Linked DNA regions of Homo sapiens: region 2 is linked to region 1. A link is a loop called in an ENCODE intact Hi-C map of the cell type or tissue named here. Cell type or tissue: mammary epithelial cell. All regions are shown on one strand.

Region 1 (8,000 bases):
TTACACATAATATTATTATGCTATTTATTGTTATTTTTTATCATGTACATATGTACTAAATAATAATGCAACACACAAATTTCTGCCCTTAGCTTTTTTTATTTCATATTGGTAGGGGGTCTTTAAGTATTCATGATCTTCTTGAAATTATTTTCTCTCTCTCTCTCTCTTTCTCTCTCTCTCTCTCTCTCTCTCTCTATATATATATATATATACACACACATATATATACACATATACACACATATATATACACACATATATATACACACATACATATATACACACATATATATACACACACACATATATATATATATATATATATACTTTTTATCTATATGTATCTCTTGCTATATGTTGCAGATTTTCTGTTTCTAACTCATCCCTCAGCTTAAACTGCACAGCCTGGGAGAATCTCTCTCTGGTCATCTTATCCAAGTAACTCATGCTCACACACACACTTACATACACATCATATTTCCCTGTTATTATTCTGTCACTGTACCATTATTAAATATATTATAACACTTTTCAAAAATCATAGTTATATAATCATTTATTTGCTCATTTATTTTTTATCTTATTTCCAATAGACTGTAAGCTTGATGAAGGCAGGAAGAATATCTCTGTTCCTTAATGTATACCCAGCTCCAAACGTGGTACCTTACATATAGTAGGCACTCAGTTAATATTTATTTTCTGACTTTATGCATGCATGCATGCATGCATGAAGAACAACTCTGCTGGTATATACATCTTTTTATCGTTAAAAATGTGTTCCTTTGATAGACCCATTAAGTTATTTAATAAATTGTTATCTACTTGATGCACTGATGCATTGACTTGTGAATCATGGTACAAATGGTACATTATTAAAAAGCAATAAATACTTTAGTAGTGGCAAACTCTAAGAGCTGAATAGATTAAGTGACCTACTGTTTCCATAGCTGTCTAATTTATAAACAGTTTAAAAGGAAGATTCAGGTTTTATCTGTGGTTGCCAAATTACAATAAAATACTTTTAATACTATATGGGAGCTAGACAGTAAACTTTATTTATTTTATTATCCAGGTTTGACAGGAAAAGTATGTGCAACAAAAACAAAGTACTTAGTGGTGTTTTTAATTATCATATGGAGGAGCTGCAGGTAGCCCTCTGATCTACTAATTGCCGCAGTGCCCTGACAGTTACTCCCATCAGCTCCAGCAGCAATAACTTTCCTCCAAGCATAACTTCTTTCCCTCCTCCCACCATGCAGTCACACCTGCTAAAAGCAGAAGTACTTGGCAGAGGGGAAGAGACAACACCTGGGAACTGTGTCTGCCGAGGAGCTGAGAACCTTCTAAACAGCTCTGTTTAGAGTTGTTTGTGTAATGACAATCTGTATGTCACTGCAAACTGCTATTTATTCCCCTTTAGGCAACTGTATTTCTACCTTTCTTAAATGCCTCAATAGTTCTGAAACAATTTACATGTTTGAGACCCTGGTAATTGTGTGATTTCCACTTCTAAATCTAAAAGTCTAAAATAGACATATCTTTCTAAAAAGGTATAGAATGGAAAAAGGTGTATAAAATAAAAACTGTAAAATCTAATACTTTGCTCCTGTTTATGTGTTAAGAAAAAGGCTTTGGCAATTATCGTTGTTTGGTTTGAGGAAAGGCAGTTAATTTCTAGTCTTTGTTTTAAAATTTCAAGTATTTTGTAACCCATAAGCAAGTATACACTCATTGATGAAAAGGTATAATGATGACATATTGGCGTCTGTACTTTGAGACTTGTTTAGCTAAATAAGTATCTTTAAGTATATGTTTAACCATAAAATGGATCATATCATACAGCGTTTGGGGGTTTAATTTTCAATTTAATTATTATAGTAAAATGCACATAACATGAAATTTACTATGTCAATCATGTTTTTAGGTGTACAGTTTAGTGATATTAAATACATTTATAATGTTGTGCAATCATTATGACCATCCATCTCCATAATTCTCTTTATATTGTAATGCAGAAACCCCATCCATACTCATTAAACAATAATTCCCCATTTCTCCCTCTTCCCAGCCCCTGACAACCACCATCCTACTTTCTGTTTCTGTGATTTTGACTACTCTAAGTCTCTAAGTACCTCATGTAAATGGAATCATACCTTATTTGTGAGACTGGCTTATTTCACTTAGCATAATGTCTTCAAGGTTCATTTGTTTTGTAGCATACGTTAGAATGTTCTTCCCTTTTAAGGCAAAATAGAATTCCTTTGTTTATATATGTATGTATGTGTATGTTGTGTTGTCGTTCCTTTTTAAGGCAAAATAGTATACTATTCCCTTGTGGTATGTATGTATATATGTATGCATATGTTGTGTGTGTATATTTATATGTGTGTGTATATTTATATGTGTGTGTATGTTTATATATATTATATATACATATATATTCTAAGTTTTTGCTATTGTGAATAATGCTGCTATGAACATGGCTTCACAAGTATCCCTTTCAGAGTCTGTTTTCAATTCCTTTGTTATATACCCAGAAATGTAATTGCTGGATTCTATGGTAATTCTATTTTTAATTTTTGGAGGAACTTTCATAGTGTTTTTCACAGCAGCTATAGCATTCTACATCCCCACCAAGAGTGCACATACTCTACAACACTTTTTATTTTATGCTTTTTAGGTTTTTATTTTTTCAGTAGTCATCTTAATTAGTGTAAAATGGTATCTCATTTTAGTTTTGACTTGCATTTTCCCAACTATTAGTGATGTTGAGCATCTTTTCATGTGTTTATTGGCCATTTGTATATCTTCTATGGGAAAACATCTGTTCAATTCCTTTGCCCATTTTTGAATCGAGTTGTTTTTGTTGTTGTTGAGTTTTAAAGTTCTCTATATATTCTGGATATTAATTCCTTATCAGATATGTTTTGCAAATTTTTTTTCTCATTCCGTGGGTTGCCTTTTTATTCTGTGGTAGTTTATTTGGATATACAAAACTTTTTAATGTTTATAAGTCCAATTTGCTTATTTTTTCTTTTGTTGCCTGTGCCTTTCGTGTCATATCAAAGAAATCATTGCCAAATCTAATGTTGTGAAATTTTTACCCTATTTTGTCTTCTCAGAGTTTTGAAGTTTTAGATCTTAGATTTATATTTGATCTATTTTGAGTTCATTTTTGTATACGATGTAGGTAAGTGCTCAACTTCATTCTTTTATATATGGATATTCAGTTCTACCAGCAACATTTGTTGAAGAACCTGTCCTTTCCCCATTGACAATCCATATCGAATGGCTTTGGCACGCTTGTCAAAAATCCTCTCACCATATATGTGAAACTTTATTTCTGAGCTTTCTATTCTATTCCATTTGTTTCTATGTCTCTCTTCGTGTCAGACCACACTGTTTTGATTACTGTAGCATTGCAGTAAGTTTTAAAATAAGGAAGTGTGAGTCCTCCAGATTGGTTCTTCTTTTTCAAGATTTCATATGGTCTTAGGATGGTCTTTAAAATTTTTTTGTAAAAAAGCATCCTCTGAAAGTTTCAAGCCCTCAATAGATTCCAGAGTTTCAAAATAGTTACATCAGACAAATTCTGCCAGTGCAATTTTTGCCTAGGTAGGGAGGCAGATTCTTGGTGCTTCCTACTTCAGAATCTTCTGGGAATCCATTCACCTTATAGTTGTACTTATTCAACAACATTTTATTAAACTCAGACAGATGTAAGAAGTGTTTTGAGTGCCAAAATTACAGTGATCAAAAAGCTGAAAATCTTTTCTCACATAGAGCTTATATTGTAATGGAGAGAAACGGAAAATAAACAAGCAAATTATCTAGTTGGTTGAAAGGATGGGGTAGAAATTTTTAGACAGAGTCTCGCTCCATCATCTACGGCTGGAGTGCACTGGAGCCATCTCGGCTCACTGAAATGTCTGCCTCCTGGATTCAAGGGATTCGCCTGTCTCAGCCTCCCAAGTAGCTCAGATTATAGGCATGTGCCACCATGCCCAGCTAATTTTTTGTATTCTTGGTAGAAACAGGGTTTCACCATGTTGGCCAGGCTAGTCTTGTACTCCTGACCATAAGTGATCCTCCTGCCTCAGCCTCCCAAAGTGCTGGGATTACAGGCATGAGCCACCGCTCCTAGCTCAGATTCCCTTTTTATATTGAGTGCTGAGATTCAGTCTCATTGCTCAAAAATATTAAGGAAGTGAGGTATTGCAAATATGTTTTCTCACATTTTATTTGCCTTTATATTGCACTTACTATGTTTGTTAAAAGTTGTTAAAGTTGGCTGCAATGAGCTGTGATCACACCACTGCATTCCAGCTTGGGAGGTGACAGAGCAAGACCCTGTCTCAAAAAAAAAAAGTCATTAAATTTAAAACAGATTTATTTTATAAAATATGCTTGTGTTTCCCTTTATGATTTCTGCTGTTGGCATTATATTTAAGAGTATAAGAAATGCTATTTGTTTTTCCTACCAAACTGTTATCTGTGCTTCCCCACATGACTTAAAACAACTGTTAGAAAAAGAAACATGTATTATACACTAAATGCTATGATATAATTTGCATCTTTTCAGGGACTTATTTATTAAGCTACTTCTCTATTAGTGTGTCAGTAGTACTTGGTTTTAACTATTGTATTTTGTTATATGTTTGTGCCATTGTGGATAATTATTTAAAATATATCTGAATGTAATTTGCTAATATTTTTGTTGGGACATTTGCATCTATTTTCATAAATGACATGTTATACTAACTTTATTAAGCTTGGTATTGGAAAAAATGCCAGACGGATAGAATTACTTGGGGAGCTTTTCTTCTCTGAAACACTTTAAATACTGCATGAGTTTTCTGTTCCTTAAGTTTTGAAATAACTCACCTACTAGCAGTCTGATCTGTTTGGTGGGTACTTTTGTGTATACTGTTTCTAGAGTCTTTCGTAGTTAGTGGAATACTTTCTTGTTATCCCCTTTCCGTTTTTGATAATTTATCATTTCTGATACAATAGAACAGTTTAACAATATTTTCTAATTTATTAGCACATATTATATGTACCATTAAAATGTTCATAGAGAGTTACATATTTATAGAATAATGTGAAAGAAAAATGTACAAAACAGATCACAGAAATCTACATAGAGAATGGTAACTATGAAGTAAAGAAGTAAGCATTAGACAAAGTAAAGCTCCTAGGTTTCAAGAGTCACATTTTCTGCTTCAACGGATTACTAACTTTGGTTTTCTCATGTGTAAAACGGGGATAATAATAGAGCCTGACTTGTAAGGTTATTTTAAGGGTTTAATAGAGGTTAAGTGCATAGAACCATATCTGTGGCCCATGATGGATATGATGATGATCATGATGATGATGGTGATGGTGACGGTGGTGGTGGTGCTGGTGGCGACAGTATAGTATCTCCAGTGCTGTAGCACAATACTTGGTACACATTCTGATTTTAGAAAAATAATTGGTTAATAAACTGTTGTTTTTCTTTATTTTATTTTATATATATTTTTTTACTTTTTGGCAAAATACTTATCAAAAAGACTTCAGTCTTTGAGCTATAACTTTCTGGCATGTTGGTGTATTGTATTGGTTAAGAGAAAGATTTTTCTAATCAGATAGACTAGGAATTGGATCCTGGATGAAACATTTATTTGCCCTGATACCTTTTAGAGGTTATATACATAACCTGTTTCCTCATTCCTCGAGTGTGGATAAAGCAATAGCAATCTAATAGAGCTGTTGTAGAGATTAAAAGAAATAACCCATGTAATGTGCTTACAAATGCTGGCACAATACAGGTCCTCAATAAACATCTGGTATTATTATTTTCTTAATTGTGGTCTGGCTGTTAAAAGGGGAAAGTTATTCTGAGACACAATCCAAAAGAGAATGGTATAGGCAAGATATAGGAACCTGGAATGTTCTGAAAAATTCACTGATTGGCAAAGGTTAGCAATCCTAGAATTGATATGATATATGTTTTTATTATGTTTCTGACTTTAAATTATTGCATTTGGGGAGTACTTGACTGTAACAGAATATTAATTAATGTCTCCTAAGTCATCAGGTGGTCTCTGCTTTCTTTTTACTCTTTCCACCTAGATGTGCTTACTTTCCATTCTGAAGATAGACTATAAGTTGTGTCTTGATTTATAACTTATAACAGAAACTACTAAAATATCTAAGGTTGTTTTTATTTTACATTTTGCTTTAGAGGTCTTAATTGTAAATATGGTATAAAAGGAAGATTTTTTAAAGGTGGAACTCAGGATGTTAAAATGAAAAACAATTGGAATATGTTCTTGTTTTAGAGCTAAGTTTCTATGCAACAGAACTGGATTTTAAAATGAAGGTGGCCATGAGCATGAAAGTTTTTTGTAATCTACTAGTTCATGGCTGGTTGTTTCTGTGTTCAGTACTTAGTATTCAGAAAACTCTTTACTACTTCCTATCTTTTAGCAGTTCAAATTTATTTAAATATCATATATACCTCAAAAATGAATAAAAAATAAGTGCATATTGCACTTAAGATTTTAATATACAATAATTGTTTGCATTTTAAATAATTTATTTTTGCTACCTCCTCCTCTCAAAACAAGCGAACAGCAACAACCCCTCAAAACCCAATACTTTCCATTAGAGAAGATATTTAAGTTAAGTATAAGACATAAATATACAAACATGTTTTAAGGATTGGTATAACACTCTATGGTTTCCCAAAGAACAGACCAAAAATATATATGAGATTAATTAAGTGGTTTGGATGAATTAAAAAATAGGTATTAAAGTTTCGGGTTAGAAAATTGCTAGGCTAATTTGTATCAATTTGTACCTATTTCTAAAGTAACAACATTTATAACTAAAATTAACCTGTTGCAGGATTCCATATGAAATTTATGTAGTGTGAGATTTATCATGTATATATAATATATTAATTTTTAAAAATAAAGTCATAATTTAAAACATTATTTGGGGTACTATATAAATGGCCCCATAAAAGAACAATTGTAATGTGCAGATTTAGGATTATCTTCTCATTTTAAGGTTAGCTGATTAGGAGTCTTACCTGTATTTGCTAAATCCCTTTTGCCAGGTAATGTGACATATTTAATGGGTATAACATCAAGGGATGAAGATCATGGAGATCTGGAATGCTACCTACTGCAATTGTTTATATACACAATCTCATGTAGGTATAGGATTGTATAACTCTGCATCTGTAGCATGTATCTGTGTAACAATTTCCAAAGCAATATGAATTCGTTTAGGTATCAAAAGACAATTCTGGCTCTAACAAGTACTTGCCTTGTGACTGGGCAAATTCTGAATTCCAAGCCTCAATTCCCTTATTTGGCAAAAATAGAGACCGTAGCTTCTCCACTACTTGTCTTTTTGGCATATGTAATGATCAAGATAAAAATGAAGCAATACACAGGAAATGATTTCAGAACCTGAAAACTGCCTTACATTGTCTGTTTTGGTTGTAGCTTCAAAATCTTAATTTGTCTTTTATACCTTTATAGAATCAGGCAAAATTGGAAGTAGTGACAATTTCACTTCTTCTATAATCTTCCCTTGGTTGTGTTTGTATATTTTACTGTACCCATTAAGATGTCATGAAAACGCTTGATGACAATTATTTTGAAAATGAACACAAGCACACTAAGAATTGATGACAAACCTGATATATAGTCAGTGATTTGTGAGAACCCAAGCGATGATCAAAATATGAACAATGCTTATATATTAAAATGAGTATATTTATATCTGATGTCCCCATATTTCCCTGATTTCTCCAATTTTTTTTATCTCCAGTTGAGATCTAGAAGTTGTTGGCTTAGAAAATTAATTTTTATCCATACAAATTTATACAGTCAAGAAGTTAAATTAGTCACTCACCATCATGAAAAAATTGTCACCTCTAAAAGAATAAGGCATCTTACCTCTTGCTATGTTTCTGTGACCCAAAATTTCAATTTTTTCAG
Region 2 (8,000 bases), 79 kb after region 1:
ACTAGGGGAGGGACTTGCGTGCTAGGAGATAAATTACCTGTTGTGACTGCCCCAGATGTGCCTGCCTACCAGACACTCGATCTTGCAAGGCTGTTATTAAAAGTCTCACTTTCGCTGTTCTTTTTGCTTCTAAGTCCATCTTTGGGTTTGGGTGGGTGAGTGTGTTTCTCACATTAGCAATAACTCTGGGCTTATTCAATATACCCATGAGTTTCTGGTATCTGATAAATTCCTTAGTCTGTGAAATAAAGAAAAGTATATAGCATGAGAACCAAATATTTTAATGGTAGGATATATTCAAATCTTAAAAAAATAGGATATAATTATAGCATTACCACTTTTTATTTTCAAACATTAACAATAAACACTCATAATATCTCTTCTGCCATTGAGAGTTTGTATCATTGCTGTTGGTTGGATAATATGCTGCACAAATCTGTGCAATTCTCTGTCCTGTTTCTTCTGTGCACAGCTGAGAGAACTAAACAAAAGTGCATTTATAAAAAGTGAATGCTTTCCTGGCTCCGGGACACTATGTCTTATTCAGCATGAGATGGGTTCTGAAATTCTGAGTGCCTTTTAATATCTTATTCAGAAAACAACCTCTAAATTTTGAATGTCATAATTTTGTGATTTAAAAAAAATCATCAGTGTTATTGATATTTCCAATTATTGTTAGTAAGCAGGTATGAAAGAGAGTATGGTGTAAAAATATATCAAACCTGATGTGTTATTTGGCTGGAGCTGCAGTGACAAAGTACCACAGACAGGGTGGCTAAAAAAACAAAACAAACAAAAAAACAGAAATTTACTTTCACTGAATTTGTAATTGTAATTTTATTTAACTTTAAGTTAAATAAAATTTAACTTTAAGTTTATATAGCCACTTGTGGCTAGTGCTACTGTATTGGGCAGTAGAGATGTAGCACTGAGTTTTTTTTCTTTTTTAATGTATCTGGGTATATCAATGGCAAATGTGCTTTTATATGTTGGAGTTGGAGCTACAAAAATATAATTTGATGCTCTGTATATTGTCTGCTATACTTTTGTTAAAGTTATTACTTTCTATATATCCAGGGCCTGTAGGTATATATATATATATGTGTGTGTATATATATGTGTGTGTATATATATGTGTGTGTATATATCTGTATATGATATATAGATATATAGATATATAGATATATCTATATAGATAGATCTATATAGATATATAGATAGATCTACATAGATAGATATATAGATATATCTATATAGATAGATATATATATAGATATATAGATATAGATAGATATATACACACACATACATGATAATGAATGTTCTCACTTCCTGGTGGTTAGTCACCTATCTCTTATAATCTTTGTATCAATTTTTGTCTAAAATTCTATTCGGTTTGTTATTTACATTGCTTTTCTTTAAGTTAAATGTTTTGGCACACACACCGTCATATTATTTCCCACCTTTCAGGGTTGTTTTGTTTTTAGTGTACCTTTTTAAAAGGATATATACCTATATTTTCAAAAAATTCAATCTGATAACCTCTGTCTTAAAAAGTGCGATTGTTCCCTGATTCAAGTGTTCTTTATATTCAGGCAAACCGGTTGTGCATTCATGTGTGTGTAAATATAGCTAAAATAAAATTAAATGTCCTAATATCATTTGGCTGACATTCTCGTGCCGATCATGAAAATCAATTTAGTAAGGAGAAATGGTAAGCCTTAATTGATTTACCTGACTCTAAACCTATCAGCTCTTTTCTCACTTTAGTTTGGTTCAATTTGACAAGCAGCTACGAGTAACTTGCTTGATTCTGTCAACTAAACTCACTGTTGGGCAGGCACTACCTTGCATTTTTTTCTAGTACTACATATTGAAATTTTAAAGCAGGTTATCAAGGAGATTATAATGTGACCAACTTCTCTGGCTTAGTAGAGAATATTTTTAGTTTAAATGTTGCAGTGAGACTAAAGCTGAAATCACAAATGTTCAGTGGCATTCTGTTCAAGGGTTGAAACTGAGCCACTTGAAATGAAGTAGGGAAGGCAAAGCTCTACCTCTGCACTCTTAGGATCTTTGGCTAGGTTTGAGACTAGATTGACATAAGGCAGATTAATAGGAGAAAATCGTAGAGTTTATTTTACATGCACCTAGAAATCTCCACAAGAAAATGAAGACCGAAAGAAGTGGCAAAACCCAGATGTTTATACATTAGGTTGAACAAAGTCTGGTGATAGTGGATAAGTAACTAATATGTATGGGATAGCTAAGGAAGATAAAAATTATTTTTATAAGATCTGTTGGTACAGATACTTTTCAGCCTTGACTCACCATCTCTGGTAAGAAAAATATTTCTTTCTTCCTGGTACAGGGAGGAGAAAGAAGGTCAGACTCTTTTTTTCCTGCTATTTTTGAAATGCCTTATGCCAAAGTGGCTAATTTTGAGGTGGCATATTCTGCCAACGTTCGGTAGCACAGACACTCAGTATCTCAAGTATTAGAGATGACGTATGTCTAGATGGAATTTCCCAGGCACCAGAGTCTGAAATGGAGATTGATGTGCAAGAAGAGCTCTTAGAGGGAGTAAGGGCAGCAGCACTGGGAAGACGGGGAGGCTTACTGAGTGGTGGTTGTAAAAGAGCTCTCAGATAGTGTCATGGGGAGCTCTGAAGCTAGCATGGCTCTTCCACATTGTCTGGCATTGAGACAAGGGGGTTGTGCTTTTTCACCCCAGCATCAAGCAGTCCTTGGATATGGCTGTCCTCAGGGAAGACATGCAGATGAGGTAGTTTTATTGGGCAGGAGAATGAGTAGGGAGGTACTAACTTGTGAGCTTTCAGGATCCAACACTTGTGGCTGGGGAAATTAATGTTTTGTTCCTGAAGGAGGATCTGAGGGTCCCATTAAAGCATCCTCCACAATCTGTTACTTAGAAGTTAGGAAGTGTATGTGCTTAATTCTTTTCATTAGGCAGTGGGATATTAAAATGAAATTACTTAAGATTTATAGTCAGAATATGTCTGTGGAAGTATAGAACTAATTTATTAATGTTTTCATTTCATTAACATATTTTAGTGCTTAAACAATTTCTTAACTTAAAAGTTGGAAGTATCTGACCTTATTAGAAAAAACTTCAGTAAGCGTATTCATTTCTGATAAACAAATAATGTGAGAAAGAATACCCAGAGAGGTTAGTCAAAGGAATGGAAGGAGATAAATGAATGAATGCTATCAATAAGGAAAGTGTCCTAAGAATCAGATGTTAGTCATCTCAGTTGTTGACGGAAAGTCAGGTAGGATAAAGACCAAGGAATACCCACTAGATTCACAACCAAGGGGCTCTGGGTGTTCCTTTTTAGGTGAGGAATTGGGGACAGACTACAACTTGCAAGCAGTGAAGTGACTGAAGGAGTCATAAGGGAGGAAGTGTTTGTGATGATTTGAGCATTTATCAATGCTGAGCAGAAAGAGCTCGTTAAGAGAAAATGGAAATAATAAGAACTCAGAGGTAAAATCTCTCCTCATGGAGGAGCTGGGAAATAGTAAGTTCTGGGAAGAAGGCACAGTATATAAAACTCAAGCAGCTCTTTGTTACCCTGATTAAGCTGTTTTGCTAATTTAAGGGAAGGAAAAGTTAAACAAACACTCTTATTGTTATTGGGTGAGTTTAAGTAAGTTTATTTAGATAATGTCACGGAATGTTAAATGTGTAACATTATTAACACTAAAAAGCCAAACTCACATTGTAGACTTACTCTACTTATTTATTTGTTTGTTTGTTTATATATTCCCAGCTCCATTTAGAAATCTAGATGGAAACTATTGAATTTAGCAGTTCACCTAGAAATAACAAAAACAAAAACATTTTTTAAATGTGCCATTCTAGGATAAGACAGGTACAGTTACAATCCCCAAGCTTTGAGCTGCGTTTCTTAGCTCCACACTATACGTTGCTTTCATTTGTTCATTTATTTATTCAACTTTAATTCAACAAGTATTCTCGAGCACTTATTTTATGTAGACCTTGTTCTAAGTGATGGGTATAGGAGTAAAAAAAAAAAGTCTATTCTTGTGGGGATTCATTATAGTGGGGAAGAGAGACAATAAACAAGATATTTATGTAAAATGTGTAGTATGACATTTGGTGATCAGTGTTCCTAAGGAAGGCCAGGATTTGGGGTCAGGAAGACCTGCAATTTTAAGTTGAGTAGTCAGGGGAAAGCTTTCTGAGAAGATAATTTCTTAGTAAAGACTTAAGGAAGATGAGACTCTTGCTTGGAGCAAAAGCATTCCAAACAGAGGAAAGTGTTTAGATGGAAATATCCCGAGGTGACAGGACGATGTGAAGCCCTCTGAGTACAGTTGATATTTACTTGGTAGGTATTGGTCCAATCTTAGTAGGTGGATGTTAGCATGAATTTCAGTTGGTCAGGGCCTGCATTATACTCCCTGCTAAATTTTAGAATTTCATCATCACAATGAGAATTTTAACCAAAGGGGAAGCATAACCTGACATTTTTTAACAAAATCACTCTTGCTGCATGTTGAGAAGATAGTGAAAACATCAAAAATAAAAGCAAAGAAATGAGGTTATTGCAGTCACCCAGGCAAAAGAGGATTATGGATTGAACTCGGGTGTTAGAAGTGTAGGGGTGAGAAATGGTCACATTCTGGATGTATTTTAAAGGTAAAGGCAACATAAACTGCCCACAGAGAGGATGTGGGTATGAGAGAAAGTGATGAGTCATGAATGCCTCTAAGGGTTTTGGCCCAAGCCACTGGAAGAATGAAGTTGACGTTAACTGAGATGAGAAAGACAACGGGAAAAGTAGGTCTGGGGAAATTATCAGGAGTGTGGACATGTTAAATTTGAGATGCAGATTAGTCATCCAAGTGAGTTCGTGAGTATAAATCTGGGGTTTTTAGGGGATATAGCAAAAATGTTAGAGTCTTCAGTCTGTGGATGGTATTTAAAGCCAAGAAGACTATTTGAAGTTACAAAGGGAATGAGTATAGATAGAAAAGACAAGAGGTCCAGGGACTGAGCCCTGGAGCACTCTAAAATTAAGAGTTAGAGAGGAAGAGGAAGAGCCCGCTAAGAAGGAATGGCTAGAGAAGGAGGAGGGAAATCAAAGAAAATGTGTATTGGAAACCAAGTAAAGAAAATGTTTCACAGAGTAGACAGCATTCAACTCTGTCTAATGCTGCTCATTGGTCAAGTAAGAAGATGACTAAGATTTGACATTTGTATTTAGCAGCGTTTTTGATTTCAAGAATTCCCTTCATTTCCCCCTGTGATCTTGTAAAAAGCAGGCCTGTGCATGTGTCCTTCCATAGTACAGAAATTCTTGCATTTTAATCCCTAATGTTCATTAAGCTTGTGTAGTTTCATTAATTTCAAAATTCAACCTGAATTCCAAATTGTATTAGCAATCATTTTGACAGATATTTAAATGCTGATTTGATCTACAAATTTAATATTGCAAATTATTCAGAATCTGAAAAGCAATACTGTTGTTTTCTTCAATTTGTTCAACTCAGTCCTGCTGACGATGATCTGGAGATATGCTGCAGAGAAGACCAACACCTTTGGAAGAGAAATACCCACATCTTACTTTCTTAATAATAATAATTTCACATTTCTTATTACATCCAAAAATAAGCTCTCATTCTTGTATAAAGAATCCACATAGCACATTTTTCTTTAGAAATTAGATTACTATATATTCTTTATGAAAATAAGGCAAGTGGATAAATACAGCTTTAGCTCAATAGAACGTATGCATCTATTATACCATTCAACAATATTATATAAATAATCACCAACCCAGAGTCTCTGCATCTCCCATTATGTGGCTGTCTTCCTCTCTAATTGCCAGTGTTATTTTCTGGTTACAAGCATTTCAGGTAGAGGATTGTTTTTAGAAGAGCACCAATAGATTTTTATCTAAACCATGAAAGAGGTTTTTACCTACTAGACTTCTGCACTAGCATTGCTGAGATACTGTGTCTGGCCCAAAGACTGGGCACAATTCCAGAAGTTCAGCTTAAAACCTCAGTGGGGAGAGCAGGTACATACAGGCTGCCCCACTGGGAACCTTGAATGCTGAACAGCTGAGGATCAGCCTAATTGATTCCAACCTGAGGTGCAGAGCCTTATTTTATGAGGGCAAAAGAAAAACCATGAGAAATAATTGTATCCAAAACCTTCAGAAAGAACAAATAAACCCTGCATTATTCTATTTATTCTATTGCCCCATTTTACCTAATAAGTTATAAAGTATACAAAAAGTAAAATCATGGCTCCCTTATATAAAGACTCCAACTAAATATGTAATGTGGTCAAAGCCTGGCGAAAGTTTAACAAAATAAAAAAGCAAGCAAACGCAGAGTATATGCTAAATATATTGTCTTGATTCATAGTGTAACTGTCTACTGAATTCCTTCAGTATAGGCTTGATAAGACCTTAAGCACTGCATATCAGCCTGTACTGCAAGATTTATTGCTGAATAGTCTTTTTATACTTTAGAGAGTATTTTATTTATTTCATTTTCCATTAATAAATCTTCTGCTCTTTCACGTGGACATCTATGGCTTTTTCTTTTAAAATAACGACAGGCTCTATGACTCCCTACTCTCTTCCCTCTAAATATATAGAATGGGGAGAGTGTAGCAAGCTAAAGCACACATTGGTTTTTGTGAAAATGCATGCTATCACAAAATTAAAACATTTAAAAAATCCTTAACTGCAATCTACTGCCTATGCTATTCTCAGGAGAGTTTGGTGCAGAAAGCCAAAGCTCAGGAATATTTATGCAGCCTGACTACAGAGTTCACTGTAAGCCTAGAGCTAAAGCAAAAATTTAAAGATACAGGACAAGAGTTTCATCTTGGGTGAATCCATGAAAAAAATTCCCATGGAATTATATAGGTTGAGATTCTGGCCGCCAGCAATAATGTTCAAACAGGCAAAAGGAACTACACGTATAATATAATTTCAGTTCTGTGCTCTGCGTGTTTCCCCATTTCCATATAAAGCACTGGCACTGATATTAATCAGTGCCACTGGATCCCTCCTGCCACTGACAGAATAGTCACCATGACACTTTCTCTGTAAGAACTTTCTATCTGAGGCGTTCCACAGCCCATCCCTTCCCTTCATCAAATCCATGGCTAAAGCAGCCACTATCACTGAAAGTGCAGCAATGCATGCCAAGTGTGACCAAACATATTAGTAACTACATGTGAATTTATTTTCAGGAACCTAGAAGCCCAAGTCTGACATAAGATAATCTTTTTATTATGGTTTTCTTTCATGAATATATTTTGTCTCACTTAAGTATGAACAACATTAATTTTATAATATCCTACAGACAAAGTGTTTTGGTTTACTCATCTGGGCATTTATTGCATATCTATTGCTATTATACGTGCCAGACACCGTGCTACGCATGAGAATGCAAAACCCTCTAAGACATGGTTCCTGCTTTCTAACTAGTAATGCTTCTTAAATATGAGATACTGTAGCTCCCAACTGGCTTCAGATTAGCAAATCAATATGTAGGCAAAGTAGCATTTGAAGGCTAGATAAATATCATTCACACAAACATATGTAATATGGATTTGCATACACACCTATTTCTGTTGGAATTAGAAAATTTAAATGTACTTTACTTAATTAATGATAGCATTTTATCAGTAAGCTTTTCCTTAGAATCAATGAATATTAATAGTGCAATTCAGGTTATGTAAGTGTTCATGATTTTTTTGACACTTAAAAGGGGCCCACTTATTCAAGAACATTCAAATTTACTGTTATGCATATTTACGTATATGGTTCAAATATAATCATAGTGCTATTTAACACAGAATAACTTACACATGCCTTTAGAAACACTCTTGTAGGTACTGACTTCTTGTGACAGATGTTTGTTTTGTTTGTTAAACTAAACTTCAACCCATCACAGAGCATTCTCTGGTCACAGAATGTCACTGAAAA

Evidence for each region. Hi-C counts contacts between places; a loop is a spot of excess contacts. Peaks named below come from ENCODE experiments on the same cell type or tissue, not always from the same donor. Only the 100,000 strongest peaks of a DNase experiment are listed, where the experiment ranks them.
Region 2: a loop joins it to region 1, with 8 times the contacts of the local background. A loop is called at or near these places in 5 of 110 quality-filtered maps.

The regions. Positions count from the first base shown.
Region 1 is chr5:84,363,649-84,371,648 of GRCh38, reverse strand. All of the region lies in intron 1 of EDIL3 (EGF like repeats and discoidin domains 3), which reads left to right. Among named protein-coding and RNA genes, the nearest start is that of EDIL3-DT, 15 kb to the left of the region's middle. In mammary epithelial cell, no CTCF peak of the experiment used is centred here; no DNase peak of the experiment used is centred here; H3K27me3 peaks cover 609 bases.
Region 2 is chr5:84,284,933-84,292,932 of GRCh38, reverse strand. The region is part of intron 1 of EDIL3 (EGF like repeats and discoidin domains 3); the gene reads left to right. Among named protein-coding and RNA genes, the nearest start is that of EDIL3-DT, 93 kb to the left of the region's middle. In mammary epithelial cell, no CTCF peak of the experiment used is centred here; a DNase peak (open chromatin) is centred at 4,762; H3K27me3 peaks cover 839 bases.